Linked DNA regions of Homo sapiens: all the other regions are linked to region 7. A link is a loop called in an ENCODE intact Hi-C map of the cell type or tissue named here. Cell type or tissue: heart left ventricle. All regions are shown on one strand. Links, peaks and the distances in the headings refer to the core of each region. The heading gives the core; the rest is flanking DNA. Region 1 overlaps GALNT17 (polypeptide N-acetylgalactosaminyltransferase 17). Region 2 overlaps GALNT17 (polypeptide N-acetylgalactosaminyltransferase 17). Region 3 overlaps GALNT17 (polypeptide N-acetylgalactosaminyltransferase 17). Region 4 has its middle 430 kb from the start of MIR3914-1. Region 5 overlaps GALNT17 (polypeptide N-acetylgalactosaminyltransferase 17). Region 6 overlaps GALNT17 (polypeptide N-acetylgalactosaminyltransferase 17). Region 7 holds the start of GALNT17 (polypeptide N-acetylgalactosaminyltransferase 17).

What was found. A loop is a pair of places that touch in the nucleus more often than their neighbours do. Peaks named below come from ENCODE experiments on the same cell type or tissue, not always from the same donor. Only the 100,000 strongest peaks of a DNase experiment are listed, where the experiment ranks them.
Region 1: it touches region 7 in a loop (4-fold over the local background); 9 of 110 quality-filtered maps call a loop at or near these places.
Region 2: it touches region 7 in a loop (2.5-fold over the local background); 10 of 110 quality-filtered maps call a loop at or near these places.
Region 3: it touches region 7 in a loop (5-fold over the local background); 19 of 110 quality-filtered maps call a loop at or near these places.
Region 4: a loop joins it to region 7, with 7 times the contacts of the local background. A loop is called at or near these places in 25 of 110 quality-filtered maps.
Region 5: a loop joins it to region 7, with 2.4 times the contacts of the local background. A loop is called at or near these places in 4 of 110 quality-filtered maps.
Region 6: it touches region 7 in a loop (14-fold over the local background); 10 of 110 quality-filtered maps call a loop at or near these places.

The regions. Positions count from the first base shown.
Region 1 is chr7:71,406,337-71,410,808 of GRCh38, reverse strand. All of the region lies in intron 3 of GALNT17 (polypeptide N-acetylgalactosaminyltransferase 17), which reads right to left. Among named protein-coding and RNA genes, the nearest start is that of MIR3914-1, 100 kb to the right of the region's middle. In heart left ventricle, for the core only: no CTCF peak of the experiment used is centred there; a DNase peak (open chromatin) is centred at 2,428; H3K27ac peaks cover 558 bases.
Region 2 is chr7:71,212,574-71,217,045 of GRCh38, reverse strand. All of the region lies in intron 1 of GALNT17 (polypeptide N-acetylgalactosaminyltransferase 17), which reads right to left. Among named protein-coding and RNA genes, the nearest start is that of GALNT17, 83 kb to the right of the region's middle. In heart left ventricle, for the core only: no CTCF peak of the experiment used is centred there; no DNase peak of the experiment used is centred there.
Region 3 is chr7:71,236,061-71,240,532 of GRCh38, reverse strand. All of the region lies in intron 1 of GALNT17 (polypeptide N-acetylgalactosaminyltransferase 17), which reads right to left. Among named protein-coding and RNA genes, the nearest start is that of MIR3914-2, 69 kb to the left of the region's middle. RefSeq lists an enhancer at 956-1,456. In heart left ventricle, for the core only: a CTCF peak has its summit at 2,386; a DNase peak (open chromatin) is centred at 2,392; H3K27ac peaks cover 4,000 bases.
Region 4 is chr7:71,731,620-71,736,091 of GRCh38, reverse strand. No RefSeq gene overlaps it. Among named protein-coding and RNA genes, the nearest start is that of MIR3914-1, 430 kb to the right of the region's middle. RefSeq lists an enhancer at 2,640-2,829. In heart left ventricle, for the core only: CTCF peaks have their summits at 2,431 and 2,639 (motif pointing right); DNase peaks (open chromatin) are centred at 2,651 and 2,896; H3K4me3 peaks cover 304 bases.
Region 5 is chr7:71,509,703-71,514,174 of GRCh38, reverse strand. The region is part of intron 5 of GALNT17 (polypeptide N-acetylgalactosaminyltransferase 17); the gene reads right to left. Among named protein-coding and RNA genes, the nearest start is that of MIR3914-1, 200 kb to the right of the region's middle. In heart left ventricle, for the core only: a CTCF peak has its summit at 2,437; no DNase peak of the experiment used is centred there.
Region 6 is chr7:71,412,944-71,417,415 of GRCh38, reverse strand. It overlaps GALNT17 (polypeptide N-acetylgalactosaminyltransferase 17), which reads right to left. Exons shown (of 11, transcript NM_022479.3): 4 at 1,353-1,527. Among named protein-coding and RNA genes, the nearest start is that of MIR3914-1, 110 kb to the right of the region's middle. In heart left ventricle, for the core only: no CTCF peak of the experiment used is centred there; a DNase peak (open chromatin) is centred at 2,685.
Region 7 is chr7:71,128,823-71,133,294 of GRCh38, reverse strand. It overlaps GALNT17 (polypeptide N-acetylgalactosaminyltransferase 17), which reads right to left and starts at 1,151. Exons shown (of 11, transcript NM_022479.3): 1 at 255-1,151. The coding sequence starts at 492. In heart left ventricle, for the core only: a CTCF peak has its summit at 1,745; DNase peaks (open chromatin) are centred at 244, 1,044, 1,144 and 1,854; H3K4me3 peaks cover 2,066 bases; H3K27ac peaks cover 1,959 bases; H3K27me3 peaks cover 1,321 bases.

The DNA.
Region 1 (4,472 bases), core at 153-4,152, 280 kb before region 7:
GGAGGTATGCATACCTGCTCCTTAACAATAAAACAAACACATGTCATCCAGGCTCATGGAGCATAAATTGGCAAAAAGAAAGCTACAAAACGGTAAGAACTAAAGCAAAGAACATTACAGAATTCTGTCTCAATCCCGCACTTTCAGTGATATGACAGAATAAACTATCGGTACCATCCCTGGGCTCAGAGCCCTGCTCAGGAGCAAGTATTGACCTAGTAGACTTGAAATTGCCCCTATACACTTTATAAAATTAATCAGGAGGCTGGGTGTGATGGCTCACACCTATAATCCCAGCACTTTGGGAGGCCAAGGTGGGTGGATCACCTGAGGTCAGGAGTTCAAGACCAGCCTGGCCAACGTGGTGAAACCCCGTCTCTACTAAAAATATAAAAATTAGCCTGGCTTTGTGGCACACGCCTGTAATCTCAGCTATTCAGGAGCCTGAGGTGGGAGAATCCCTTGAACCTGGGAGGTGGAGGTTGCAGTGAGCCAAGATCATGCCACTGCACTATAGCCTGGGCAATAGAGTGAGACTCTGTCTCAAAAAAAAAAAAAAATCAGGAAAGAAGTGAGGGGAAAATTAAAATAAACCAAGCGTGCAGCACATTCAGCATTAATCATTAGTCTCTGACCTGTTTCATCATAGTTTCTTAGTGCCTATTGTCCTAGAATGACTAGGACAATAGACCCTGTTACAAGATTACAGTCCCCTTTAACTGCTCTATAGATAACAACTTGAACATTATAAAATATTAAGTTTTCCCTTTGAGATATTCTTTCATGTCCTGCATACCAATGAAACTGCTGACATCAGCTGGTCTGAAGGACCCCACAAGAAGCTGACTCACCAAAGAACGCAGTTTCCACATCTTGATAATTTCATCCCCTTTACCCTGATCAATGAATGACCTTGATTCTCCAGCCTCTCACCTTCCATGATCCCCTTCAAAGCCCCAGCCCAGAAATCGTTGGGGAGGTGGATTTGAGGATCTCTTCCTGTCTCCTCACTTGGCTACCCTATACTCATGAAACTCTTTCTCTGTTGCAAATCCTGCTGTCTCAGCATAATTGATCTGTTACTGCACAGTGGACATACGAACCTGGTGGTCCTAAAACAGACTCAGCTCCACCTGCTTCCAGAACCAATGCAAAAGTGTCAGTGCTTGGGATTTTTATGTGTACTTGGGAAGTGGCCACCCAGTCCAGGACTTGGCCAAGTCTGCACATCCACAATGGTGGGCAACCTGACCTCTCAACCCTCACACAGTTGTTAAGCCTTGATGATGAGACTTACTGAATATTTCAATTGCCCTTCAGAGTATGGAGATTCAGGAGAATCTGTCTAAGCTTAGATGAGTGAGTGTTCCTCTACCTTTAACCTGCATCCGAATCACCAGTAAGTCTGAGGTGGCCCAAGAACTTGTATTTCTTACAAGCTTCAAATGGGGAGCTGCTGCATCAACTGGTCTGCTAAGTGCATATTGGGTGGCTCTGGCTTAGCATTTACCCCCCTGCCTAACTCCATCTGGGATGAATTAGACCCTGAGTGTGGGCCAGAGCTTACTCCAACTGAGCTGACATTCCAGAATCCCAGTGTTGCCCTGTCCATCTCCACTTTCCCCACTGCCTACGACCTACTTGTCCTGCCTCATCTAAAAAACTGAACCCCTTGGAAGTGACTTTGGCCTACATGGTGAGGGTTTGGCATGCCATTTCCAAAACTGGAATCTTTTAAAATATAGATATATTTAAATGTGTGTGTGTGTGTGTGTGTGTGTGTGTGTGTGTTTGTGTATGTGCATATATATGTATGTGTGTATATATATGTATATATACACATGTACACATATACAGTATATATATATAAAATACATATAAATACATACATACATACATACATACACACACACACACATATACAGAGACAGAGACAGAGACAGGGTCTGGCCTTGTTGCCCAGGCTGGAGTGAAGTGGTGCAATCACGGCTCACTACAGCCTCGACCTCCTGAGCTCAAGCGATCCTCCTGCCTCAGCCTCCTGAGTACCTGGAACTACCTGCACACACCACCATGCCCAACTAATTTATTTTATTTTGTATAGATGAGGTCTCGCTATGTTACCCGGGCTGGTTTCAAACTCCTGGCGTCAAGCAATCCCTCCCCCGCTCCCCACTTTGGCCTCCCAAAGCTCTGGAATTATGGATGTGAGCCACCAAGCTTGGCTCCAATACTGGGATCCTGATGGCTGGCCACCTCTGCGTGGGGCAATCTCACAATTAGGTCAGTCCCTGGACAAGGATCCCATATGGTCCTGCCTTCTGCTTTCATTCCCTGTTCCTGCTACCACTGCTACTACTGCCACAATTCTATCAACACTCCTTCTGACACCATCAACTCCCATTGCCACCACTGCCACGCTTATCACCAACACCTCTCCCCACCAGCAGCTGCTGAGGTTTGGGCATGCTGCTCACTGTGAATGCATGGGTTGTGACAGCTGGGGACGAGAACATAGCACATATGGCACGTTCCAATTAAGAAACAAAATAGAATGAAAATGCCTGCCAGTATTCCCAGAGTGAGAATCACTGGGGACCTTATGAAAATGCAGGTTCCGAGGCTCCTTTCTCGGTATCCCTAATTCAGTGGGCCTTAGTGGAACTGGCCAGCACCCCCAGGTCGTTCTCACGCAAACCCCAAACATCTCAAAAGCACTGGTTCACTTTTTTCATTGTTTTTACCATGTTTAAAATGTTTTGACCATTTTACAATATACAATTCACTGGCATTGAGTACATTCGCAATGTTGTGCAACTATCACCACTATCTAGAACTTTTTCATCACCCCAAACATAAACCCCATACCCATTGAGCAGCTGCTCCCCATCTCCCCTTTCCCAACCCCTGGTGACCACTAACATGCTTTCTGCCCCTATAAATTTGCCTAATACACATGGTTCATGAAAATGGAGTCGTAAAATATGTGGTCTTTTATGTCTGTTAATTTTGACGGTGCAGAAGAGGTGATTTTATGTTGTGTGTAATTTTGTTTTGTTTTGAGAGAGGGTCTCATTCTGTTACCCAGGCTGGAAAGCAGTGGCCGGATCATAGCTCACTGCAGCTTCCAACTCCTGGGCTCAAGTGATCCTCCTGCCTCAGCTTCCTGAGTAGCTGGGACTACAAGGATGCACCACCATGTCCGGCTAATTTTATTTATTTTTTGAAGAGACAGGGTTTTACCATGTTGCTGAGGCTGGTCTTGAACTCTGGGCTCAAGTGATGCTCCTGCCTTAGCCTCCCAAAGTGCTGGGATTACACGAATGAGCCACCATGCCTGGACCGTGTGTGTGAATTTAAAACCCTTGACCTTGCTGAAGGTCTGATTCATATTCTGTGGCCAGGGGGTTCTTCCAACCCCCATGCTGGTAATTGATGGACTGCAGGCTTGCTCCTAAAGCCCAGTCTGGTCAGCTGGCCTGCCCCTCCCCTGGGTTCCTCCTAGGCCACCTTCTCCCTGGGCACATCTCTGCTCCTAGCTTGTTCCATGGGTTTCCAAGTCTACCTCTGTCTGGAAGCATTTGGTGAGACACTTAGATAAGACTCCTCATCCTGATGGGACTTGAGTTCCTGAGCTCTTCAAGACTGGATGTGGAGAGAATCCAGCCCCTGCATGGTGACCATACCCTGGGCCCTCCCAGATGCCGGCCTTTCTCTCCACCCCAATGGAAACTTCCAGTTCTCTGTGCTTAGGGATTTATGACAGAGATCACAGTGAAAAAATGGTCTTCAACGCAGAGTTTGGCACAGACATTAGTCAGGACACTTGACATTTCTGCATCATCTCTTTTTTTCTTTTTTTCAGAGAGATTTCAATATTTTATATATGTAAGAATTAGCTTTGATGCCCTAGAAAGAACATAAAACACAGACTGAAAACACTTGGGTATCAGCTACTTGGGAAGCTGAAGTGGGAGCCCAGCTTGAGGTAGAGGTTGCAGTGAGCGGTGATTGCACCACTGCACTCCAGCCTGGGTGACAGAGTAAGATGCGATCTCAAAAAAAAAAAAACCACCTGGAAATACAGGTGCGCCTGAGAATACCTTTATGCCTGAAATAACCAATCAGCTAAATGTATAAAAGCAGCCCTACAAAGACTATTTTAAAATATTTTAAAAATATTATTAGACAAAGTTTTAAAATATTATCTTTAAAAATGAACGAAAAGATGGTGGCGCGGGGAGAAACTCGGTTGCATATTCTGCTCATGCAACCTAGGGGGTTTCTTATCTGTCCAATGGAGATAGCAAATCCCAGAAATGAACCTGGGTTTTGTGGGACCTGAAATTTACACAATTTGAGGCATTCTCTTTGAGAAACATTTTAAAAGCTTACTTTTGTAAGTTCTCCAAAAATGCATGACATGTAAACACACAACAAGGGGCCATCAGATGACCTCGAAGGGCACCCGT
Region 2 (4,472 bases), core at 140-4,139, 84 kb before region 7:
GCTGCAGTGAGCCAAGATCACACCACTGAACTGCAGGCTAAACAACAGGGCAAGACCCTGTCTCAAACAAAATAAAACTAAAAACAAATTTTAAAAATTTTTAAGTGGAAAATTAACACACAAATACACACATGGAAATTATATAACAATAAAGGAGAAAATAAATGACTAAGGTATTAAAGTTGTACTCCCAGACATAAAGTAGTTATATAACTACTATAGTAATAAAAATACATGTGTGTGTGCATATATGTGTATGTATATATGTGTATTTGTGTGTCTCTGTGTATATATGTGCATTTGTGTGTCTGTGTATATATGTGTGCGTATTTGTGTCTGTGTATATATGTGTATATGTGTGTGTTTGTGTCTGTGTGTATATATGTGTATTTGTATGTCTGTATATATATGTATATGTGTGTGTGTGTGTCTGTGTGTATGTGTGTAGATATGTATGTGTGTGTATTTGTGTGTGTGTATATGTGTGTTACATATGTATAATATACGTATATGTGTGTGTGTTGTAAGAAGCGCACATTACCCCCTAGGAGGTATACTTGCCCTCTCCCCTCCAAAAGCAAAGATGAAGTTGAATGTATCTGAGTCACCACATCAGGGGTTCTCAAAGTGTGGTCTGAGGCTTCTGGCGTTCCCCCAGAGCTACTTCACAAAGTCCACAAAATCAAAACTACTTTCTTAATAGTACAAAGACTTATTTGCCCTTTTCACTCTCATTCTTTACAAAGTGTACAGCAGAGTTTTCCAGAAGCTGCATGATATATCACGACATCATCTCTCTCTCTCTCTCTTCATGTTTTGGTGTTTGTTTGTGACAGGGTCTTGCTCTGTTGCCCATGCTGAAGTGCAATGGTGCGATCTTGGCTCACTGCAATCTCTAGTTCCTGGACTCAAGTAATCCTACCACCTCAGCCTCCTAAGTAGCTGGGGCTACAGGTGTGCACTACCACGCTTGGCTTTTTTATTATTATTATTATTATTTATGGAGACAAGGTCTCATGATATTGCCTAGGCTAGTGTTAAACTCCTGGGGTCAAGCAATCCTCCTGCCTCAGCCTGACATCAGCTCTCTAATGGCCAAGGGAGGAAGTGCTTATCTCTCCTGATGTGTTAAATTTTTCTGTTTAAATTTCTAATATGCAAAATATCAATACGTATGACCTATCTCAATACAAGCATTTTGGGGGTCTTCAATAAATTGTAAGATTGTGAAGGGTTCCTGAGCCCAAAATGTTTGAGAACGCTGCCCTTGTTCTAACCAGCAGTTTATAGCAAATACAAGGGTCTACAGAAGCAAGTTAAATTCCATGAGGAAACATCAGCAAAGCCCCAGGATATAATATCCGACATTTACAGGTGACATGACATAGTATCTGGGATTTGCTTTAAAATACTCCAGGACGAACAAGGGTGTCTGTGGGGTGGGAGCGAAAAAGATTGAAAAACTGAACATTAGTAAAAACCAGGTGACAGATGGGGTCTGTGGGGGTACATTTACAATCCTCTCTACTTTAAGACAGAATTTTTAATTTTATTGTCACAATACAATAAAGATAAAAAGAAATTCAGTAAATTATCTTCATTTTTTAGAGTAACAGTTACATCAGGAAAAAACATAAAATACAAGACCGTTTCAAAACACAACGATAATGACAACACTGCCTAAAAACTTAAGATGACAAAACAGGCTCCTCCACTAAGAATATCAATAAACAGAAAACAAACAACAACAAGGTGCAAAAAAAAGGATCAGTGAAAATTCATTATGTGGCAGGAGCTCTAAGCCCTAGGAGCCAGCAAGGGGAATGAATCCGGAACTGGACTCTGGTAACCAAAATGGAACAACTACAAGATTCAAACAGTGTTATGCAGAGAACACTTGGCATTCATTCCCGAAAAGATGAAAGGTGGCATTTCAAAATCAATCAAGGTTACACTGGGGTTTAAAAGAAGCTTAGGATAAAATGATAAGACAATTAAGAACATCCCAGAAATGCAGTCCAAAACAGAATTGGTTCTGCAAAACATCAAATCAATGAAACTTGTTACAGAGAATCAAGTAGAATTCAATGAATGCAGGGGAGCAAATGATGTATGCAACAAGGAACCTAATCTTCATATTGAAGGGTGTCTGTGAAGCTTAATCAAAAGGCCAGGTGCGGTGGCTCACGCCTGTAATCCCAGCACTTTGGGAGGCCCAGGCAGGTGGATTGCCTGAGGTCAGGAGTTCAAGACCAGCCTAGCCAACATGGTGAAACCCCATCTCCACTAAAAATACAAAAATTAGCCAGGGGTGGTGGCAGCTGCCTGTAATCCAAGCTACTCAGGAGGCTGAGGCAGGAGAATTGCTTGAACCCAGGAGGCGGAGGTTGCAGTGAGCCAAGATCACACCACTGCACTCCAGCCTGGGCAACAAGAGTGAGACACCATGTCAAAAAAAAAAAAAAAGCCAAATCAAGAAGTAACAGAAAAATGTGCCCTGGGAGGAAGCAGTTTTTCCACATTGTTTTAAAATCCAGTTTGGAGATGAAAGGGGCTCATGACATTCTTCCAGAACTGTCAAAGAGGAAGATATCAATCCCTCTCTTGGGAAATGCCTTCTTAATGCAAGGAAAAAGAGATACTAGGTCACCTTTAAAGAAACGTAACAAACAAGCCTTTTCTCAGAACTCTCATCTGAGACTTTAGTGACATAAACAAACCCCAGAAATAAAAGCAGAGAGACTTCAAGGTACTCTTCGTCCAGAAAAGCTGTTATTTAACAGCACCTGCAACAGAAGGACCTAAGTGCGTCCAGCACCTGAAGGAACTATTCATAGTGCACACCTCTCACTGACAAATTTCACTTCTGGAATTACTTCCAACAGCAACTGAGTTTAAATGCCAATTCCAAGAGATAAACCAAGGGCACTCATGGGAAGGGCCACTTTATTGTGAAAAATAAGAAGCAATACCACCACAGATCAAGGAGGGCCATATAACATTTGGTATCAAAGACAGAACTATTAAGAAGGAAAGAGTAACAACTGTTTTTCCACGAAGAGGATCCAAATTGCTGGACTGACGTAAGTAGTTAAAAGTTTAAACAGATGTATAGAGAGATGAGAGTTTGCTGAGCAATTTGGTTCAGTAATACTATGGTAGGAACAGGCTGGTTACCAGAAGAATGTAATCAATAAGGGGGACAAAAAAGAAAGCATTAGGCATTGAGGAATGGCCAGGATTTTGCAGTTATAATTGGAAAGAGATGTCAAAAGAATGATTAAAATGAAAATAAAAATTAGGATGACAGAAGATGATCCAAATATAACACCCAATATAAAAGAATTTAATTATCATCCCATGTGGGAGAAAAAGGAGTTCCTGACTGGATTAGTTAAGTGAAATCTGTTACACATGGATAAAAAGTATTCTCAGGGATGTATACAGATTTCTAAAAAGAAATAAAAGTAAAAACGGCTGGGTTACTGAGTAAATGAATCAAAATTCACTTAAGAAATGGATATATAGTTAACATAAAATGTCAAAGGCACACCGAAAATTGCAAACCAGAGAACACTATGTATTTATAAAACCATAAACATCTATGAAACATATAAATAAATACCAATTGCCAAGTGTATTAGTCTGTTTTCACGCTGCTGATAAAGACACACTGGGACTAGGAAGCAAAAGAGGTTTAATTGGACTTACAGTTCCACATGGCTGGGGAGGCCTCAGAATCATGGCAGAAGGCAAAAGCCACTTCTTACATGGTGGCAGCAAGAGAAAAATGAGGAAGAAGCAAAAGCAGAAACCCCTGATAAAACCGTAAGATCTCGTGAGATATTCACTATCATGAGAATAGCACAGGAAAGACTGGCCCCCATGATTCAATTACTTCCTCCTGGGTACCTCCTACAACAGGTGGGAATTCTGGGAGATACAACTCAAGTTGAGATTTTGGTGGGGACACAGCCAAACCATATCATTCTGCCCCTGGTCCCTCCAAATCTCATGTCCTCACATTTCAAAACCAATCATGCCTTCCCAACAGTCCCCCAAAGTCTTAATTCATTTCAGCATTAACCTAAAAGTCCACAGTCCAAAGTCTCATCTGAGACAAGGCAAGTCCCTTCCTCCTATGAGCCTATAAAATCAAAAGCAAGCTAGTTACTTCCTAGATACAATGGGGGTACAGGTATTGGGTAAATAGAGCTGTTCCAAATGGGAGAAATTGGCCAAAACAAAGGGGTCACAGGGCCCATGCAAGTCTGAAATCGAGCAGGGCAGTCCAATTTTAAAGCTCCAAATGATCTCTCTCCTTTGACTCCAGGTCTCACATCCAGGTCACACTGATGCCAAGAGGTGGGTTCCCATGGTCTTGGGAAGCTCCAACCCTGTGGCTTTGTAGGGTATAGCCCCCCCTCCTGGCTGCTTTCACAAGCTAGCGTTGAGTGTCTGTGGCTCTTCCA
Region 3 (4,472 bases), core at 198-4,197, 110 kb before region 7:
CCAAATACTGCATGTTCTCACTTATAAGTGGGATCTAAACAATGGGTACCTATGGACTTAACAGGTGAGAACAACAGACACTGGGGACTCCAAATAGAGGGAGACAAGAAGGGAAGTGAGTGTTGAAAAACTACCTACTGGATACTGTGCTACCTAGGTGATGAGTTCACCTGAAGCCCAAACCTCAGCATCATGCAATAAACCGTTGTAACAAACCTGCACATGTACCCCTTGAATCCAAAATAAAAACTGAAATTAAAAACAACGAAAAAATACATTTGATATCTGAGATTATATCTCATCTAAATACAATTGACAATTCTCCGGTCTCGGCTGAGACAGGCATGCATCTCTGTCTACTTCTGTCTTCTCCCCAGGCTGTGAAGTAGCTACTAGGTAAGGATCCAAAAGAGTTAGGCAAGCTTTTAACGTTCCACCCTCTAAGGGAAAACGTGGGAAATGTCACTTCTGTGTAACTGTGAGGCATTCTTTTATTTCAATATGTCCAAAGTCTCTTAAAACACCCAAATGTAAGAAAACTGAGTTTTAACTCCCAGTGACTCAAATGTAATATAGGACAGAAATGACAGCTTATTTTTAATAAGCTCTGCAAACAACCACTTCCCCTTACTCTGAAGTCACTTATCACTTTATTCTTGAAGAATAACAATGTAAAACTCATTTTTCTAGCCACACTCAGCATTTCCTAAATGGATGGCTTAAATTTCAGAGTGTGAGCTAGTAAAGTTATTTTTAAACCTGTTTTCCAGAGCCTCGTCACATGTCCCAGCTTGTCTGTGTCCCTACTTTGGGGCCTGGAGTGAAAAACAATCCCAAGCTCTGCTCAGCTGTGCCGTTTCAGAGATCCAGCCCTGCTTCGTGAAATCAGAAGCCTTGGGGTTAAAGCATCACTGGCCCTTCTAGATACTGCTGTCATGCAGGAACCTCTCAGAAGAAAAGAGAAAGGGCTTTGACATTAGATCTCTCTTGCTGCATAACAAATTACCCCAACTGAGTCATGAACACAGTATTTTTTTATTTCATTTATTTATTTCTTTTTCAAGACAGGGTGTCTCTCTGTTGTCTAGGCTGGGGTGCAGTAGCACAATCATAGCTCACTGCAGCCTTGAATTCCTGGGCTCAAGTGATCCTTTTGCCTCAGTCCCCAGGTAGCTGGGACTACAGGCATGTACCACCATGCCCAGCTAATTTTTATTTATTTTTTTTTGGGGGGGGGTACAGACAGGGTCTCACCATGTTGCCAAGGCTGGTCTTGAACTCCTGGCCCTAAGTAATCCTCCCACCTCAGCCTCCCAAAGCATTGGAATTATAGGCATGAGCCACTGTGCCCAGCCCAAACAATATTTACTATCCCAGAGTTTCTATGGGTGGGAAATTTGGGCATAGCATAGCTTGGTGCCTCTGACTCAAGGTGTCTCATTAGATTGCAATGGGACTGTCGGCTGGGGCTGCAGGCTCATCTCTAGGCTTGACTGGGGACAAGGGGGAATTCTCCTCCAGATTCACTCACACGGTTGCTGACAGGCCTCAAGCCCTTGCCATGTGGCTTATCTACAAGGGGACCTCACGGTGTGGCAGCTGAGTTCTCCCAGGTGAGTGACATGAGAGACGGAGAGAGGGCACACCCTAAGATAGAAGCCACAGTCTTATTATAACCTAATTTCAGAAGTGGCACACATGGTCTCTGCTGCATTGTAGTTATTAGAATGAGTCAATAGGTCCCACCCACATTCCAGGGGAGAGGATTAACAAGGGTATAAATGCTGGAGACCCCCACGGGGCCACCAGACAGGCTGCTGACTACAACCTCCTTGTGGTATGAATGGGTGTTTAACCGCACACAGAGAGAGGCACCATTTCATTATCCCACTTGGAAGCCAGAACACACACAGAATCCCAGTCATTCACAGGGCTGGCGAGACCTTCATTTCCCCACCTTTCAATATTTAGCCCATCATTTATAATAAATACTGAACACAGACCAGGTGCAGTGGGGTGATGGCTCATGCCTGTAACCCCAACACTTTGGGAGGCTGAGGCAGGAGGATCACTTGAGCCCATAAGTTGAAGGGTGCAGTGAGTTATGGTCACACCACTGCACTCCAGCCTGGGAGACAGAGTGAGACCATGTCTCTCTAAATAAATAAATAAATTCCGAATGCAGCTAGATGCAAATGTGAAAGGCTTCTGGGAGAGACCTCTTTCCCAACCCCTCACCTTCCCTGCCTCCCACCCTGGAACCAGAGTCCCCTCCATGCCTGAAATACTGCAAAAGAAAGTAACTGCTCTTGGCTCAGTTCCTCTGGGGCTCTCTCCTACAGTTCTGCCTGCTCAGAGAGAGAGTGTGGCTGCTCTGCCCTCTGCCTTATGGAATGTGCTCTGTGCCACAGGGGAGCTGCCCAGCTCTGGCTCTGTTTGCTGAATACATTAAATAGTGGAGTGGATTAGTGGGAGACTCACTGTGGCCATGGATCTAAGCCACGCCCTTAAGCACAGCTTCTCTCAATAAATAAAGTGGATATTTTTCACTCCATTGGTCAGATTCCCGTGTTTATTTCTCAAGTGATTTCAAACTCAGCAAGGATAGAAACGGGTGCCCCCTAACGCATCCCCATCACACACAAAGATCTAGTCCACCAGTCCACACTCCTATTTGAAAAGTGAGTAAACTGAGGCATTAAGAGGCAGTGGGGTGATGGGAAAACATCCCCAAAAAGTTCCAAAACTCTTATTTAGCCACTAATTATTTATTAAGCCCCTGGCTGTGTGCTAAGCTCTGTGCTGGGGCTGGCTATTTTCCGTTTACTTGTTTGTTTGTTTGGTTTTTGAGAAAGGGTATCACTCTGTCACCCATGCTGGAGTGCCATAGCCTGATTATAACTCGCAGTAGCCTCAAGCTCCTGGGCTCAAGCAGTCCTCCCATGTCAGCCTCCTGAGTAGCTGGGACTACAGGCGTACACAATTATGCCCTGTTTTTTCTTTTTTTTTTTTTTTTTTTTTCAGAGATGGGATCTTACTATGTTGGCCAAGTTGGTCTCAGACTCCTGGCCTCAAGCGATCTGCCTTGGCCTCCCAAAGCGCTGGGATTACAAGCATGAGCCACCACATCTACCCAGGGCTGGCCCTTATTCCAGACATCTTCCTGTTCCGTCCCAGGCAAATGACTACACCCCTCTGAGCCCCAATTCTCTCATCTTGAAAATGGGGATCAAGTGAAATGGTGCATATAAAGTTCACACCTACAGTAAACAGTCAACAAATGTCAGCTACTCCCCCGAACTTGCCGGGGGAATGCCTACTTGCATTACATACGGAGACAATAAAGCTATTTTTCAAAGGCAATTTAAAGAAGGAGGCGATCTGCCTATGATTGGATGAATGGGGGTATTTCAGTTCCACTCCCGTGGTTTTTGACCCTACCTCCCACTCTCTGGACCCCCAAAAAAGAATGTGGCAGCGTGTTTGTGCATTGTCAGGGAGCCACGAGATTCCCTGGGTGTTCTGGCAGGCGATGCATGAGATTTTGCCAGGGCAGTAACAAACCAAGACAAAGAACTTAGGCATCTCCCTCAAGGACACTCAGTGAGCGTGGAGCACAGACAAAAATAGAGCAGAGGATGGATCATTCCCTTCCCCGTCCTGGCTTTCTTTTCTTCTCTCTCTCTAATGGCTTAGATTATTATTTTCTCCCAGCACGACCATCAGCTATTAGAGCAGGTGCAGTTTTTGTAAACACCCCGCAGAAGTGCTGCGAGGGAGGTCAAGGGCAGGTGCCCCCGCCGAGGGCTGGCCTGGATTCCATGTTTCTGGTTCTTGTTGCTATTGTTCGGTTGCATCAGCACACAGCCTGGAGGTTGCATCCTGCGATCCAGGAGTGTTTGGCAGCAGAGGGAACACCAGCCCGTCCCTCCCAGGTGGGACAGATGACAGCAAGTCTAAGGCAAAGCAATGTATTCCCCATCTTATAGAAAAAGATAACAAGGCACCCCTATAGGCAGCCAATTATGCAGGCACCCAGGATGTGTAGTTTGCAGAGCCCTGGAGAAAAACGCCCTAAGCAGGAGACTAGGCCCGTCCAACAGTGAGGCTGTGAGGACAATGGTATTGCTGAAACCTACAGCCAGTGGCCTTGACAAAGCAGTTTGCTTTCTGGTGCAGCAAGTTTCAGTTTGGTCTTTGGAGCTCAGTTTTACACCATTGAAAATTAAAATACCCTGAGATAGGGTAGCAATGAAGCCCTCAGCCGCCCCTTACACCTCAGTGTAAGTGAGTTTGTCAGCTCTTTTCCTAAGAGAGTAGATTTTTATTTTTTTTTTTATTTAATTTTTTTGAGACAGAGTCTCACTCTGTCTACCCAGGCTGAAGTGCAGTGGCGCGATCTCAGCTCACTGCAACCTCCACCTCCTGGGTTCAAGCAATTCTCCTGCTTTAGCCTCCCAAGTAGCTGGGAT
Region 4 (4,472 bases), core at 237-4,236, 600 kb before region 7:
GAGACCCAGGCAGGACCTTGGTGGCAAGAAGATTTTAATGCACAAATCTCCTCTACTCAGTGGCTTGTCTCTGGATTTCTCTCTATGGTGTTCATGGGGCCCTGAATGCCATATTTAAACTTAGAGTTTTGCTGAAGCACACAGCCCTGTCGTAAAAGCGATTGTATGCAGATTAGGGTTTCCCTGCTCATGCTTGCCTTTGGGATGTGGGCCACCAGGATTGGCCTTTGCTTGAGTGTCCTGATGGGCAGAGTTAACCAGCTCCTGGATGGCTCATGACCTCAGCGCTCTCGTGATAGCCACAAGAGTTGATCCTTGCTCTGCAACCCAAAGACTTGATCTGTTGTATCTGAAGGATATGACCACAGAGGTGGGCGTTTATTTTATTTTATTTATTTACTTACTGAGACAGAGTCTCACTCTGTTGCCCAGGTTACAGTGCGTTGGTGCAATCCTAGCTCACTGCAGCCTCGAACTCCTGGGCTCAAGCCATCCTCCCACCTCAGCCTCCAGAGTAGCTGGGACTGCAAGTGTACACCACTATGCCCGGCTAATTTTTTTATTTTTGTAGAGATGGAATCTTGCTATGTTGCCCAAGCTGGTCTTGAATGCCTGGCCTCAAGTGATCCTCCCACCTCAGCCTCCCAAAGTGTTGGGATTACAGGTACGTACCTTTGACCCAGTATATGGCAAAATTTGAAGCTTAGAATCAAGAAAGCTGAAAGCAAAGACAAAATGGGAGGGTTCTGTTATCAGGACAGAGTCTAGAAAACCCCCTGCAGAGATTTCGCCAGGGCGTGGCTGAATCACTCTGGAGCACATCCTAGGTGACAAACAGGCTCTCATACCCTCTTCTGACCTGAGCCCCCTCCAGGGACCCAGGTATGAAAGGTGGCTGTGATAACCCAGGAAATGAGCCTGGGATATCGTCAGGTTACCTGGGATAGTTAAGAGGTCTGGGGTGGACAGATGGAATGAGATAAAGTCCCTTGCATGGTATCCAGCATGTAAGGCATTTTGGTTGCTATTCTTTAAAAATGGATTACTGTTACTATTCTTAGTGACCAGGGGATCCATACTTTGAATTGCTACCTGCCTTTAATACTTTTGGGGGTTTCACCTCTGAGGATGGTGTCTGACATCTTGCTGTGCCCTAGCAAGGTAAGATGTGAGCAAGAACGCTACCTCGGCGGCTTCTTTTATTTTTAAAATTTTATTTATTTTTTAAAAATAAAGGCCAGGCACGGTGGCTCACACCTATAATCCCAGCACTTTGGGAGGCCGAGGCGGGTGGATCACAAGGTCAGGAGTTTGAGACCAGCCTGACCAATGTGGTGAAACCCCATCTCTACTAAAAATTCAAAAGTTAGCCAGGCATGGTGGCGCACACCTGTAATCCCAGCTACTCAGGAGGCTGAGGTAGGAGAATCACTTGCACCCGGGAGGCGGAGGCTGCAGTGAGCCGAGGTCGCACTACTGCACTCCAGCCTGGGAGACAGAGTGAGATTCCGTCTCTAAAAATAAAAATAAAAATAAAAATAAAAATAAAAATAGAGATGAGGTCTCGCTATGTTGCCCAGGCTGGTCTCGAACTCCTGGCCTCATGTGATCCTCTCACCTTGGTCTCCCAAAGCTCTGGGATTATAGGCATGAGCCATGGTGCCCAGCCCTCTGCAGCTTAACAAGTTCATGGGACTCATCAGGGCTTCATGTGTAGGATTCAGGGAATCTATGAGCTTGGATGGGAAAATTATTCCCTTTGTTTCGTTTACCTCTAAATGAAAGATAACATTTCCTTTAATTATGAATGTAAACAACAAACCACTGTAGACAAAACAGAACCTGACCTTTTGTCACCAACAGAAATCACAGATTTTTTGTCAAATTATAGGTGCTGCAGAAATCTTGTAATAACATTGATGCTCATACAACTTTGAAATTATAGCGAGTAGACCCATCACTTATGGTCTATTTAATGCATTAATCAAAAGTACATATAGTTCTAATAAAGTATACATTATTTATTTATTTTCTTTCTTTCTTTTTTTTGAAAAGATACAAGTTCTCACTTTGTCTCACAGGCTGGAGTGCAGTGGTGCCATCATAGCTCACAGCAACCTCGAACTCCTGGGCTCAAGTGATCCTCCCACCTCTTGGGTAATATCTTTATAGCAGTGTGAGAAAGGACTAATAACATTTCACAGTCTTAAACTCTAGATTTTTTTTTACAGTGATGCATTTTTTCACTTCAGCCTCCTAGGTAGCTGGGACCACAGGTGGGCCAACATGTCCAGATAATTCTTTTTTTTTTTTTTTTTTTTTTTTAGAGATGGGGTCTTGCTATGTTGCCCAGGCTGATCTGGAACTCCTGGTTTCAAGCCGTCCTCCTGCCTCTGGAAGGCCCCCAAATGCCTGGAGGTACAAGGCCAACCCAGGGCTGGTACCATGCGTCGCAGCACAGGCCAGGTCATAGAAGGGAACGTGTTCGCTAGCTCTGGTCTCCTCTGACCACCCCTCATCCCCATCCGCATCGCTGCTCCGCCGGGGAGAAATCAATGAAGCCTCACAACCCTCCTGCTTTCCTTCATTTCAGGGGAAAGGAAGCAGCGGAATCAAGGCCAGGCGCCAGCAGGGGGCGCTAGAGCATCGGTCTTCAGAGCCCGGCTTCCCAGCTGAGCTCCCGCGCGGGACGTCCAAGGAGCAGACACCTGCTCAGGGCGCCTCCCTCCTCGGGGGGCCTGCGGGTGCTCCAAACACCCGGCCAGACCTAGCCTTGGGCAGCCTAGGCCGCTTCACAGCTTGCTGTCGCTGTATACCTTAAAATTTGCATTCCCTTCAACAGGTTAGGTAGGACATTAGGGGGAAGCCACGACCAGAATGCAGTTCAGATTTCCAGCGGGGGCGCTGCGCCTGCAGGTGCTGGGAGAGCCAGCCCGCACCCCTCCCTTGCAAGACTGGCACTCCCTGTGTCTCCCTCTCCCTCCCTCCCTCCCTCCTTCCCTTGCTCCCTCCCTCCCTCCTTCCCTTGCTCCTTCCCTCCCTCCTTCCCTTGCTCCCTCCCTCCCTCCTTCCCTCCTTCATTTTTCTTCCCTCTTTCCTTCCTACTTTCCTCTCTCCTTCCTTTTCTTTCTCCTTCTCCCTTTTCTTTCTTTTTATCCTTCTTTCCCTCTTTTATCTTTCCTTCCTTCCTCCCTTCCTTCCACTCTCTTTGGCTTTCTCTGTAAATATTTCTCTCTTGTCTCTATTTTTCTAATTCCTTATTTATTTCTCCCTGTCACTCTGTACTTGTTTCTCTGTATCTCTTTATCTCTTTTCATCTCTCCTGTCCCTTTCTGCCTCTTTCTCCTTTTCCCTCTCCCTCTCTCTGTTACACACACACACACACACACACACACTCATGATTTTCTCCTAGGCCTGCAGCTCTTTGAGGCTGGAGGCCAGCCCTGCAGCTCATGAAATCCGGGAATCCGCAGGGATTGCAGTGGGTGGGCAGCCTCTTTAATAATTGCTTCCATAGTCAAATACTGCAGGCCCTTTTGTGACTCCTCCTCCAGGCAGACTCACCACAGGGCACAATGCAGCCTGCATTGTAGGTGGTGGTGTGCAAATCCACAGGTGCTAGCATCTCACAGAACATTCTCCTTCTACCACCAATGACCCGAGTCACCTGGGATAAGGTACTGAACCTCTCTGGGTCTGTTTCCTTGTTTAAATGGGCCTCTCCAAATTAGATTAAATCTTGTATCTAAACAGGGGTCTTGTGAGACTACTATGTGTGGAAGACAGTGTGGGGTTTTTGATTTGTTTTAGTTTGTTTTTTGAGATGGTCTTGCTCTGTCGCACAGGCTGGACTGCAGTGGTGCTATCATGGTTCGCTGCAGCCTGGATTCCCTGGACTCAAGCGGTCCTCCAACCTCAGCCTCCCGAGTAGCTGGGACCACAGGCATACGCCACCACACCTGGCTAATTTTTTGTATTTTTTGTAGAGACGAGGTCTCACTATGTTGTCCAGGCTGGTCTCAAACTCCTAAGTTCAAGCAATCTGCCCACCTTGGCCTCCCAGAGTGCTGGGATTACAGGCGTGAGTCGTCCTGCCCTGCCTGTAGACAGCTTTTGAAATGGCTCCCAGCGACGGCTGCCTCTTGTTGTTCACACCCCTCTATAATCCCCTCCCTTTGCGATGGGCCAAACTGAGAGACTCACTTCTAGCAAAAAGATTATGGCAAAAGTATGGGATTTCACTTCTGAGATTTGGCTACACAAAATTGATTTCCGTCGGGCCAGCTCTTCTCAAAGGTGCTCCTTGCTCACGTGCTTTGATGAAACTGTACTGTCATGAGCTGCCCTACAAAGAGGCCCACATGGTGAGGAACTCAGGCCTCTGGCCTCTGGCCAACAGCCAGTAAAGAACAGAGGGTCTCAGGCCAACTGAATCATCCCAACAATCGTGAATCTTGGAAAGGAATCTTCCC
Region 5 (4,472 bases), core at 209-4,208, 380 kb before region 7:
CACCTAGGCTGGAGTGTGGTAGCATGATCATAGCTCACTGCATCCTTGACCTCCTGGGCTCAAGCAATCCTCCTGCTTCAGCCTCCTGAATTGCTAGGACTACAGATACATGCCACCATGCCCGGCTAAATTTTTAAATTTTGCTTTTGTAGAGACAGTCTTGCTGTATTGCCCAGGCTGGTCTCAAACTCCTGGTCTCAAATGATCCTCCTGCCTCGGCCCTGCAAAGTGCTGGGATGACCGGCATAAGCCACCATGCCCAGCTCTCCACTGTGAATTCCTGTAATTGACTCATCTGTTTTCCCAACCAGACCTTACACTCTACAGAGCAGCAGTGCCATTTGTCTCAATTATCATTGAACCCACAGTCCCAGGATACAGAAAGCCTTTCTTCCATGTCAATTTCTCTTACTAAATTTTCCTACATACTTTTTCTCCTAGGAAAAGTTAACTAGTACCTTAAAGGATTAAAAAAAAAAATAGCCAAGGGGCCGGGAGCAGTGGCTCACACCTGTAGACTCAGCACTTTGGGAGGCCGAAGTGGGCGAATCACTTGAGGCCAGGAGTTAGAGACGAGCCTGGCCAACATGGTGAAACTCTGTCTCTACTCAAAATACAAAACTTAGCCAGGCATGGTGGAGCATGCCTGTAGTCACAGCTACTCGGGAGGCTGAGGCAGGAGAATCGCTTGAACTGGGGAGGCGGAGGTTGCAGTGAGCCAAGATGGTGCCACTGCACTCCAGCCTGGGCGACACAGCAGGACTCAGTCTCAAAAACCAAAAAACAAAAAAACAAAAAAACAAAAAAAAACACCAAGGGAAGATTGGCCATGAGTTGATAATCGTTCAAGCTGGGTGATGGGTGCAGGGAAGTTTGTTATATTTTTCTCTCTACTTTTGTATATGTGTAAATTTTCCAATCGTGGAGTGGTGTATTAGTCTGTTCTCACAGACTAATAAAGAGCTGCAAATGAAAATAAAGTGAAATTGCCAAGAGAGGAATAAAAGTTGGAATTCAGGGTTCCTTGACTCCTAGGGAACGGCCCAATCCATAAAAGACAGCTCAGCCTTTAGTTACAACAACCATCCCTGAAAAACAACACAAACAGCTTAATCAACCCGAGAACACAGAAAAGGCTGTTTGTGAAACTTAATTGCCATTTTAATGTGTTTTAATTGCACAGAAATGCTATTTAATGTAGTGTTTCAGTTTCCATTTGCCATTTTGAGAAATTTCAGTGCTCAAAAAAGAGGAGGCCAGGTTGGAGCTAAAGGAATCTTGGCCCATTTGACAATCATGAAATGTTTCCCTTGACAGCCGACCTGGGCCTCAGGCCTGATTCTCCTCATTCTCCCCACTCCACCACTGCCTTCCCCTTGCATACAAGGAGACAAGTTTGTGCCTGGTTGTCAGAACAGAGAGAGGGAACAATGCCTAGGGCAGTACCTGGGCACAGTTCATTACCAGAATAACTGGGGCACAGCCAAAGTGGGCCACTTCCCAGGGGGTGGACCAGAGAGCCCTGAAAAATAGCTCCAGCCTCAATGGTCTCTCACGTTCATCTCTGAAGGGGCATCAGAGCAGAGAAACAGAAAGAGCTGAGAAGCAACGTTGCCGTCTTGAACATTTCTGCTCATGGCCCAAGCTGACTGAAGCGGTTTTTCAAAGAACATCTTCCCAGAAGGCTGGTGGACGACTTGGAGGTCTTTTATGAGTCAGAGACAGCTAGGCTTTCCTAAGGAGCTGGAAGTCAGGGCATGTCCACCCAGACAGAAGAACAGCTACCCTGGGCTACCTCTCACTGTCACGTGTCACGACACAGAGAGCAAAGAAGGGGAACTTCCATGATGTCAGAAGGCTGCAACCCAGGGCCGGGCACAGTGGCTCATACTTATAATCCCAGCACTTTGGGAGGAGTGAGGCGGGCGGATCACTTGAGGTCAGGAGTTTGAGACCAGCCTGCGTAACAAGGTGAAACCCTGTCTCTACTAAAAATACAAAATTAGCTAGGAGGCATGGTGGCACACACCTGTAGTCCCTGCTACTTGGGAGGCTGAGGCGGGAGAATCGCTTACACCTGGGAGGAGGATGTTGCAGTGAGTCAGTACATCAGCCTGGGTTAACAAGAGTGAAACTCTGTCTCAAAAAAAAAAAAAAAAAGGCTGGAACCCAAATTAGTACATTGACATAGGGTTAGTGTTGAGACTTAACTGCAGATAGAAGGAAAAATTCCTTTTGATCCTGGCAGATGGGACATGTGTCCTAAGAGTACTGTGGTACATGGCAGTGACTACCAGAAATGTCTAGCAGAAGCACAACTCTGGGAAATATGACAAGAGAAGGGACCCCTGGGCAATCCAAGCAACAGCATCAGAGATGTCTGTTGTGGGTGATATGCAGGACTGCCACCTAAGGTTGTGGAGGTTGTGCACTGCCCAACTATAGGGGGCACTATGGTAGACTTATTTATTAATGATGATGGTTTTCCAGTAGATGGCAGGAAAGGGTCTTCAAAAAGGGTACTTTTGCCTAATTTGCATAAAGTGATACTTAGGCTAGCAGGGGTGCTAGTGACAGGGCCCATGTCCTAGGACTGGAGTTTAATGGCTGGACAAGGGCCACATGGGGCTGGAGAAGCCTTGCAGGAATCCATTGCTAAAGGGATGAAGTCCTAGGCAAATGAACTAGGTCTCAACAGGAAATCAGATCAGGCTGTGCCACTGCGTGAAAGTCTTCAAAAGGCTTCCCATTGCTGTTGCAATAAAATTGCCTAGGGCCACGAGGGTTGCTTGCAGGATCTGCTGCTCTCACGCTCTCCCCTAACCTCATTCTGCCCCTCAACCCCTATTACCCACACTCCAGGCACCCTGGTTTCCTATCTGATCCTTGCCAAATCCAAGCCCATTCCCACTTCCTTGTCTGTGCATTCGAACCCACTGCTTGAGATGCTCGGCCCTGTCCTGCTAAGCTGGGTCCATCTCTCTCTCTTTTTTAGAGACAGGGTCTTCCTCTGTCACCCAGGCTGGAGTATGGTGCATGATCATGGCTCACGGCAGCCTTGACCTCCCGGGATCAAGTGATCCTCCTGCCTCAGCCTCCTGAGTAGCTGGGACTACAGGTGTGCACCACCATGCCTGGCTAATTCTATCATTATTATTATTATTTGTGAAGATGGGGTCTTACTATGTTGCCCAGGCTGATCTGGAACTCCTGGCTTCAAGGGATCCTTCTGCCTCGGCCTCCCAAAGTACTAGGATTACAGGTGTGAGGCACTGCATCCAGCCTCGGCTGGTCCAACCTCATCTTGCAGGTCTCAGTTCAGACAGGCATACCCTGACCTTCTTCTCCAAACCAACATTCCCTTCCTACCTGGGAAGAGGATGCAATCAATAGAATGAACATCATGAGGACAGGCTTTTCATAACAGCCTCCCTGGAGCTTAAGAATAAAAGGCACAATTTAAAGAGAAGGATGCAAAAGAGACCCCTGAATGAGAAGAATGGAGAGGAAGCCTGGTAAGGAGACACTGTCAGGACCTGGCCTGCATCCCTGAGGTCTCCCTACACCTGCTGAAGCCCTTGGCTTCCAGGGCCTTTTGATCTGGGTGGATTCCGTGTTCTCCCAGCGATTATGACCTTGGCCTATGAGTCTGCACTCTGAGGCAAGTTGGAAGTGGCAGGAAATTAGCACCCAGGCATGACCCAACTGATGGAGGACAAAATTTGGGTGGACAAAAACCTCAGCAAATCTACAGACAGGCAGTACATTAGTGATTGTCTAGGGCTGGGAGGGATGGAGGGGCTGAGAGATGATAGCTAAGAAGTATGGGGTCTCTTTCTGAGGTAATGAAAATGGTCTAAAATGGATTGTGTTGATGGACACACAATTCTGTGAATATTCTAAAAGCCATTACATTTTACATTTCAGGGGCCAGGTGCAGTGGCTCATGCCTGTAATCCCAACACTTTGGGAGGCCAAAGTGGGAGGATCACTTGAGGCCAGGAGTTTGAGACCAGCCTGGGCAATAGAGCAAGGCCCCATCTCTACAAAATATTAAAAAACATTAGCCAGGCGCAGTGGTGCACACCTGTAGCCCCAGCTACTCGGGAGACCAAGGCAGGAGGATTGCTTGAGCCCAGGAGTTCAAGGCTGCAGTGAGCTATGATTGCACCACTGTACTCCAGGTTGAATGAGAGACAGAGAACCTGTCTAAAGAAAAAAAAAATTGTACACTTTAAATGGAGAATTGCATGTCATGTACATTATATCTCAATAAAGCTAATTAAGAAAAACAAAAGACCCCCAGTGTCCTCTTCTCTCTTGGGGCAGTGTTGAAGGATGCTGCATCCCGTTTCTCTGGGGATCTCCGGCAGGTTGAACCCCAGCTGCCCATAGCAGTGACCCAATTAAGCCTCCATCTCTCTGTTCCCATGTCCTGCCTCCCTTCCCCTGACAGTGCTTTCTGGGATCAG
Region 6 (4,472 bases), core at 262-4,261, 280 kb before region 7:
GGTTTGATGACAGCAAAAAACTGGGAGGGAAAATTGGCGGCCGAGATGGCAATAGACCCCAGCATGCACTTGAAGGGGTCAGTGTTATCAGTGGCCCTGGGTTTCTTACGTGGTCACATGCATAAACATTGTCTTTTTATCCTGCCATTAAAAGGATTCTAGAGGTTGTTGCAAATGAAGAAGAACAGACATTTTAATGTTAATTAGTGATGGGATATTGGTTCTTCAAATCTAGTACAGTGAACAACACTTACTCAAGAAGGCCTCAATGAGTGTAAATAAACATATTTGTGAAATACAAGACTCTGCTTCTTACTAATTAAGCAACCCAGGGTACAGGTTATTTAACCTCTAACTTGATGGATCATTGGTTACTTAGCAACAATTATCTGACCATGCTTTAAAACTGGAAAGTCCTATTCCAATTTTAACATGATTCTGGCATTTTTGTGGCCTCACTCTTTGTGCATCCAAAATCTTCTACTCCCCGTACACTCAACCAATTTCTCACATTCTGTTCTTTTCACCTGGAAAAATATCAGGGCCTATCTGCAGAAAATGCGCTTCACCTTCCTCCGAATGATGTGAAAGATAATCCCATACATTCTGGGGAGCTTTACCTGAGTAGTTAGAATTATAACTATATCTCTTTTCTCACAATGACAGACAACCATCCTTCCCTGCAAACAGAGCAGCAAAGAAGGAAAAGAGAACAAGAAAAATATGACTGTCTTGTACCATTTGCAAGGATTCTGTTGAGTTTTATCTAATTGATACACCGTTTTCTTTTTTTCTTTTTTTTTTGAGATGGAGTCTCTCTCTGTCACCCAGGCTGGAGTGCAGTGGCGCGATCTAGGCTCACTGCAACCTTGGCATCCCAAGTTCAAGCGATTCTCCTGCCTCAGCCTCCCAAGTAGCCGAGACTACAGGCGTGCTCCACCATGCCAGGTTAATTTCTGTATTTTTAGTAGAGACAGGGTCTCACCATGTTGCCCAGGCTGGTCTCAAACTCCTGACCTCAAATGATCCACCCACCTTGGGCTCCTAAAGTGTAGGGATTACAGGCGCAAGCCACCATGCCCAGCCTGATAAAACATTTTCACTGGGGATTTTGATGACGATGATGATGACGATGATGCCAATGATGGTGAACTGAACAGACGGCAGACAAATTTCTCCCTGCTCCCTAGCTTTATCCCAGACAATGGTCTCACTTTCTTCTTTGACGAGTCTCTCTCTAGTCTCCCAGTGCCACTACAGGTAACAGGTGAAATGTCCCACCTCCCAGATTCCAGCCCCTCTCAACCACAATGCAGGTCTTGAGCACCCCTGAGTTTCAGCTCATGACCTACCAGCCAGCGGTGAATTCCACGTGGGCATCAAAGAAGCCAGTGACCTGCCCGGTAGCCACCTTCCAGCCCTCAATGCGAGCGCGGATCAGGCCTTCCCTCTTCTGATTTCTTACCACCTTCACCAGCCCGGGGTAGCGTTTGTGGACATACTCCTCTAGGGGGACCTTCAGCTCCTCTGCAAATGACAAAAATGCAAGAAGGTCTATAAACATGTCATTTCAAATTTGCATCTAACCCACTGCAATGCCCACAGATCTTCAGGGAGTTCAAAGATCTCAAAAAAAATCGCATGTTAGTAATTCTGGCAGAAAAGAAAATCTCATCAGTCTAGGAGTCAGAAGACATCTCTGATGCATTCACCCAGGACAGCTATCTTCTGACAGTTTGCAATCCGTACAGCGGGATGGGAACCAGGCCTGGCTTTTATATCCCGGCTGCTATGAGCCGGCAGACGTCCTTCAAGATTCCTTTTCTTAGTGGCCCTTCCTCCAAACTTGGCCAGAATCCTTGTCCGGTTTATCAAATTCTATATGGGCTTTTCCATCTGCACACAGACTCGTTCTTACAGTACGTGCCTTGGGATGCAATGTAAGTCTTTGCTCAGTAGTAGAAATGCTACCTTGGAGGCAGAACTAATGCTACCAGGGATTGAATACCCTCCCTTCTGCAACAAGCAGGTGGCAAAGTGCTTCATTTCTATGAGCTAATTTTATCCTTGCAGAAACCCTAGGAGGTTGCTAGATTAATTTCATTAATTAACTAAATTAATTCTATTTTGCAAATGAAGACATAATCTTAGGGAGGCTAACCTGTTCCAAGGTCACATATGGGCTAACGGGAGAGCTGAAACACAACTCAACTGAATCTAACTCTATAGACATAAAGACTGATACTTGGCTGAGTGCAGTGTTGTGCACCTGTACTTCCGGCTACTCGGGAGGCCAAAGCAGAAGAATCACTTGAACTCAGGAGGCTGCAGTGAGCTATAGTTACACTACTGCACTCCATTCTGGGCAACAGAGAAAGACCTGGTGTCTAATTTTAAGAATAAATAAAACTAAAGGCATTTAAAAAAAAAAAGTGATACTTTGTGTGCATAAAAATCACCAGGTATAGGGAGGAAAAGGAGGGGCTAACAGGGAGGGGATTCTTAGATACTTGCACTCCAGGTACATGTCCTGCATGGGTGCTGGGGGACTCAGGGACATGTCACTAAAGGCCACAGGTCATGGAATGCTACAAGGGGAATCCCGCCTGCTGACCAGGGTTGGCTTGTGACTGCAGGAATCTCTGTAAGTTCAGGGAGAATATTCTGAATGCTGAGCGCTGGGCACCATGCCAGGAGTTCTGGAGGCACTGTTACCTCTTAGCTGCCACGTGACCTGCAACTTAGTCGTGGCTCTTCCCAGGAACAGGATGTCAGCTCCTGGCTACATCACTCACCACATCCGGGTATCAAATGAGTTCCTCATTTGTTAAGAAGTTGCGAGACTTCAGGGAAGATATATGGGTAGGGATTGGCAAGGTTGGCAAAAGAAAGTGTGGGTCATTACCACTGGCCTTCTCACATCTAAAGAGCTTTGGGAGGTATTAAAGGAGTAAAAGGATAAGGCCTAATCATTTGGTACTAGCCTTATGGCTGCTACAACTAAAGGAAAAGCTATATAGAAAGCACTCAATATGCATTCAATAAATGGTAAATCTAATAATAATTGGTTTATCATAATTATTAATGTTGATCAATTACATAACTTCCTATGAACAACAGATTGTCTTTCTAACTAGCCAATATCATTTTTATTTTTATTTATTTTTACGTTTTGAGACGGAGTTTCTCTTTCGTTGCCCAGGCTGAAATGCAGTGGCGCGATCTCAGCTCACTGCAACCTCCACCTCCTGGGTTCATGTGATTCTCCTGCCTCAGCCTCCCGAGTAGCTGGTACTACAGGCATGTGTCACCACAGCCGGCTAATTTTGTATTTTTAGTAGAGATGGGGTTTCGCCATGTTGGTCAGGCTGGTCTCGAACTCCTGGCCTCAGGTGATCCACCCACCTCAGCCTCCCAAAGTGCTGGGATTACAGGCATGAGCCACTGTGCCTGGCCACCAAAATGATTTATAAAGTCTAGGGCCTACTGTATAGCAGTAGACACCATTCTCACTCTTACAATGTACAGGGATACACTGTTCCAAACAACAGTGTATGGAAACATCAAGGTAGATGCCACCTCCAATGATCAGGGTTTAAGAACAAGTGACACTGAGCAGGCTTCCTTCCCAGTCCCTGCAGTGTGATTCTGGACTTTATAAGATACTGAGTTGTGCTCTGGCCTGTGCTCAAAGACAATTCAGACACAAGTGCTCCCTCAAGATGCTTACAATCGAGTTAAGGAGATGAGATACGTTTAAAAATTATAGGAAGGCGCACTTTGGGAGGCCAAGGCAGGTGCATCACCTGAGATCAGGAGTTTGAGACCAGCCTGGCCACCATGGAGAAACCCTGTCTCTTCTAAAAAAAAAATACAAAAAATAATAGCTGGGCATGGTGGCGGGTACCTGTAATCCCAGCTACTCGGGAGGCCGAGGCAGGAGAATTGCTTGAACCTGGGAGGCGGAGGTTGCAGTGAGGCGAGATCGCACCACTGCACTCCAGCCTGGGAAACAAGGGCGAAACTCTGCCTAAAAAAAAAATAAAATAAAAACAAATTATAATATTCAATATTATAAGGTAAATGAGGCTAATGGCCCCCACTCGCCCAAAAAAAATGGTCACGGAGGAAGAGTGCTGTGAGGAGTCACAGACAGAGAAACTGTTTTGGCTGGGAGCATTAACGGAAAAAGTTGTTTAAGTTATGCAGCAGATCTGGACGTGAGCTCTCACTATTCTAAAATACCACACCAAAAAACACCTAAGTGAAAAATTGGATCTACTTAGATGACAGTATCATGAGCATCAAAGTTTCAGTCTAGGAAACTGGGAAGATGCCATTGATTTATTTTATTTTTATTTTATTTTCCTTTTCAGATGGAAGCTTGCTCAGCCACCCAGGCTGGAGTACAGTGGCGTGACCTCAGCTCACTGCAACCTCCACTTCCTGGGTTCAAACAGTTCTCCTGCCTC
Region 7 (4,472 bases), core at 223-4,222:
GAGCCAACTGTACTGACATGTTTCCAGGATAAAACCAAATTTGCAGGTGGGGCACAGAAAAGAATCAGGCAAGTTGTTCTTTCCAGCAGCCCCGGCCATCTGCCCGAAACGGGGCAGGAAGGGTAAGAAGGAGCGCGCGGGAGCCAGGGTGTGCCGGCTCCCAGGCACAGGGCGCAGCGCGCAAGGACCCTGGGGCTCACCCTGTGCCCGGCCCGCCCGCGTCGAGCCCCGGAGGCGCCGGCGTGCGTCCTTACCATTCAGCTGCCGGTACACGATGTCCTCCAGCAGCGACAGGCGCTTCAGGACCGCATCCTGGATGGGGCTGGCGCTGTGCGCGCTGAGGTTGGCCACCTCGGCGCGCGGCCGGATCTCGTGGAAGGCGTCTCCGCTGCGCACCGCGATGGGCCGGCACTTGGCCAGGAAGAGCACGAAGCCGGCTACCGCGATCAAGTTCAACACCAACAGCACTTTGACTCTTCTCAGTGAAGCCATCAAACAGCCCGGCCGGCCCTCGCCCCGGACCTGCGCCCCCTCGGGCTCCGGCGAGGCGCGGGGCAGCCAGGGGCCGTGCAAGCCTCACACACCAGACGGCCGGCAGGGATCCAAGCCCCTGCTCGTCCCACCTCAAGGATGCTCGGGCGGCGGAGACGGCTGGGAGGTCGGATTGGTGGTGGGGAGAACGGAATCGCTCACATGGAAGTCCTCGCTCTGCAGAAGTGCTCCCCGAGACGCCTGCTCAGTCCACGGCGCACGGCCCCGTCCAGGCGTCTCCGCGAAAGGCCAGGGATTTGAGGGTTTCTCTTCTGCACCAGCAAGTGGTTCGCCTCTGGACCTCTAGCCGCCGGCGCCGCGGACTCCGAGGCCGGCAGGCGGGGCTGCCCGGGAGGCACAGAGGGAGCGGCGCACAGGTGCCGGACTCAGGGATCGCCGCCCGCCCACGGCGGAGCGCGCCGCGCCTGGGGCCGCACAGCCTCCCACCTTGGCCCGCAGGCGGCCGTCGCGGCGCGCCACCCGCGCTCTTCAGCGGAAGACCCGCTCCCCCGGGCAGGCGCCTTTGTTCCGCTCACCGACCCGCTCCATCGCGCCGGGCAGAGGGGAAGCCCGCTCGGGGAGCCCGCATCCTCCAGGCTCCGCAGTCACGCTCAAGTCTCAATTACTCTCAAAGTGGGGGCAGCACTAGGGGGCGGGCGCCGGGCCGAGCGCTACGTCCTCTCCGCCCCCCGCGCGGAGTCCACCCCACCCCGCCGGCAAACTCACCAGCGCTCACAGCGCCGCCGGCTCCCGGACACGTTCCAAGCCCCCAAACCGCGCCGAGAGCCTTCGGGGCCTTCAGGGCACACCGGCCTGTCTCGGAGCTGGCGCGTCGCGAGGCTGGCCGGAAGGAGTCGGACCTCAAAAGTCACAGCAGTTCTCTACCCCCTCCCAAAACGTCGCGGGCAGCGCGGCGGGGAGGTACGCGTGCCGAATCACCCTCCGCTCGCCAGATCCGGCCGCGCGGCTCGTCCCGCGCCCCCGGGAGCCAAAACGCCGAGTCTCCCAATTGGCGGACGCGGTGACACCGCCGCTGCGGCACCGAGAGCCACACAGCCCCGGAGCTGAGGAGCCCGGAGGGGACGCGCAGGTGGCGGCGGAGGGCGGGGCGCGGCCCGAGGGGAGCGGCGGCGGCGCCAGCTCCTCCTCCGCCGCTCTTCGCCACCCTGTCCCCGAGAGGCTGTCGGCGGCCGCCGCCGCCGCCCGCAGGCTGCCGAGCGCACAGCTCCCCGGTTCGCCGACTCGTGCGCGCGCGCACCCGGGCAGGGCGGGGGCTTCTGGAGAGTGGGGACCGCGCGGGATGGAGGCAGTCAAGGCATGCTGGCTGCGGCCGGCGCTGGAGGGACCCTTTAGTTCTCAGTACTCCCTGAGCGGGCGGGTTCGTTCCATCCCGGTTGGCGATGAAGACATCCTTTTCTGTGTGCTCGCGGCTCCGCGCTGCGTGGCCAGGAATGGCTAGAGGGAAAATCTGGCCTGGAGGCTCGGATTCTGAGACCTTCGGAGCCAGGCCGGGCGTGAGCGGGCTTGGGGGGGTTCTCTGCGTGCAAGAATTCTAACCTCCCCAGTCACTGCTTCTAGGCCCACCCGCTGCTCTGTTCAAATTTTATTATAAGAAGCATATTCATTTGGCTCCTGGTTTTCCACTACCTCTTCCTCTTCCCAAAACCCAGGAACTCGAAATACTGGAATTCAACGCCCCCCCACCCCGGTTGATCCATTTAATTCCTTGGGTCTAAAATAGAAATCAGGCCGCCAACTAATAAAAATCGGGCAGCAAAGCTAAATGGAGCTGATCGTTTTCCCCTCATCATTTTGATCTCATTAAAGTTTTTGTTTTTGTTTTTGCGGTTGTTTTGGTTTTTTCTGGGGCTTGGTTTCTTGTTTTGTTTTTGCCTGTGTATTATTTTAAGTTTTGATTTTTAACATAGAAATGTATATGCAAAAAAATAGTCTTTTTATTTCATTCCCTTGGAATTCTCTGCCTGGGTGCAATCGGGTCCTCAGGGCGCATGCTTTGTAAAATCTACCTGAAAGTGGACACAAAACAGTTAAAAAGGCCCAAGGGATGATTTTTAGCCACACATGTTAGGCAAGAGAGAGGCTGTGTGGGAAGAAACTTGGGTTACTGAGCATCTCATGGAGTATCCAGTTGAGTTGGGTGTTATTATAACCACACTACAGATGGAGCTAGCACAATCAATGGAAGCTTCTGCAAAAATAATTTTTGAACATTCACTCAGCCGCAGGACTGAAGCCAGGGAGGCTGAGGCATTGGGCTAGGGTGCCCGAGAAGCAGTAAGTGGCTCTAAGTATGTGCTTGAGGCTGACTCTCAAGCGTGTGCATATTTGGGAGTGGAAGACAGGAAACAAAGTAGAGGAAACAGCCTCAGAGTAATCGAGAAGTTTCCAGGCAAATTTCAATTTCAGAGAGATTTCTGTGCTTTCTCTAAAGCCAGAGAGGTCCCTGATGCAAATTAACTTTTGGCTTTATCATGCATCCTCCAGGAGCCTCCTCTCAGCTCCTGCACGCATTCTGGGCAGCTTCTGTGTTCAAAAATGACACTGGACACTACTCAATGAGTGACCCACTGTCATGGCCTCATCCTGAACCCTGTATTCACAGAGGAGCCTTCCACTCCTGCAATCCTGCACTAAAATCCCAGCCTGTTATTACTGTTCCCTAGCTTTTTACCTCTCCCATTCTCAACTCCAAACAAACATATTCTCCAGCCAACAACTTCCTTCTCCTTCCCAGGTGTCCATGCCTCTCTATCCCCTCTGGAGTTCCTTCCCTCCTCTTTCTGGAGTTCATGGTTAGTCATTTATTTCAAACACATTCCTAATAGGGCCTGCTATTAAGGATCATGCACATGTATATCATATTTTTCCACTGCCCCAGCCTAGCAATCCCCAACTCTGAATCAATTTCACCTTCTTCTTTCTCAACCCAAGGACAAAGGCAAGAGCAAGTGTACCCAGGGAAAAACCACATCATCTCAAAGCCTGCAGGCATTTCCAATTGGTGGTGTCTAACCTTACCTGGGCCTTCGATTCTACTGAAAAGCTCTATTCCATGTCCCTAGCCAGCTCCTCTCCCTAGAGACACCCTAGCTAGACTTCAGGAGTTCATGAATAGCTCTCAATCAGATGAAAAAGTGTATCTGCATGTTACATAGACATTTTTCTGGGGAAAAGACCTGTAAGTTTCATCAGATTCTCAACATAGTCAATGACCCTAAAAGTTTAAGGACCTGCCTAGCATGTTATATATGCAAAAACATAATCAACTAAACGTTTATTATATACCAGCTGCTTCTGAAACCAACAAAACTACACTTCAGTGGCTGTGTGGTCTGCTCGCCATAAGGTCTGGGTTCCAGTCCCATTTCGGTCACCAAAGAATAAATCTGTTCTTGACTTTAAAAGAAGAAATTTATCTTGGATGGCACCCAAAACCATTCCCAGTCATAAAACTCAGTTTAACTACAAAAGCTTTATCAAAAGAGTTTCTTTGGTTGGTTGGTTGAGCAAACTGAAAGGAAAGAGACCAATGGTATTTCTGTGCAAGGATTTTTTATTTCAAATACATTTTTCACTCAACCATGGTTCAAATAACATATGCCTTTGACATGACTCTGTCCCCTTTGTTTGTCTGTTAAAAATGTATCGCATCTCATCTGAGTCCATAACAGGAGTTAAAATACTTGGAGTTTCGCCAAGGGAAACCAGGGACTCATCTCTCTACAGAGGTTTGGCCAACTCATTTACTCTTGCTAGAATTCGCGAGGCAAAGCCTTCACTCTCATAAAACCCTGAGCATTGCAAAAGATACTGGAGTTTTGGTTGTTATAATTTCAACTTTCATTTTAGACACAGAGGGTATACGTGCAGGTTTGTTACATGAGTATATTGTGTGATGCTAAGGTTTGGGGTACGGATTC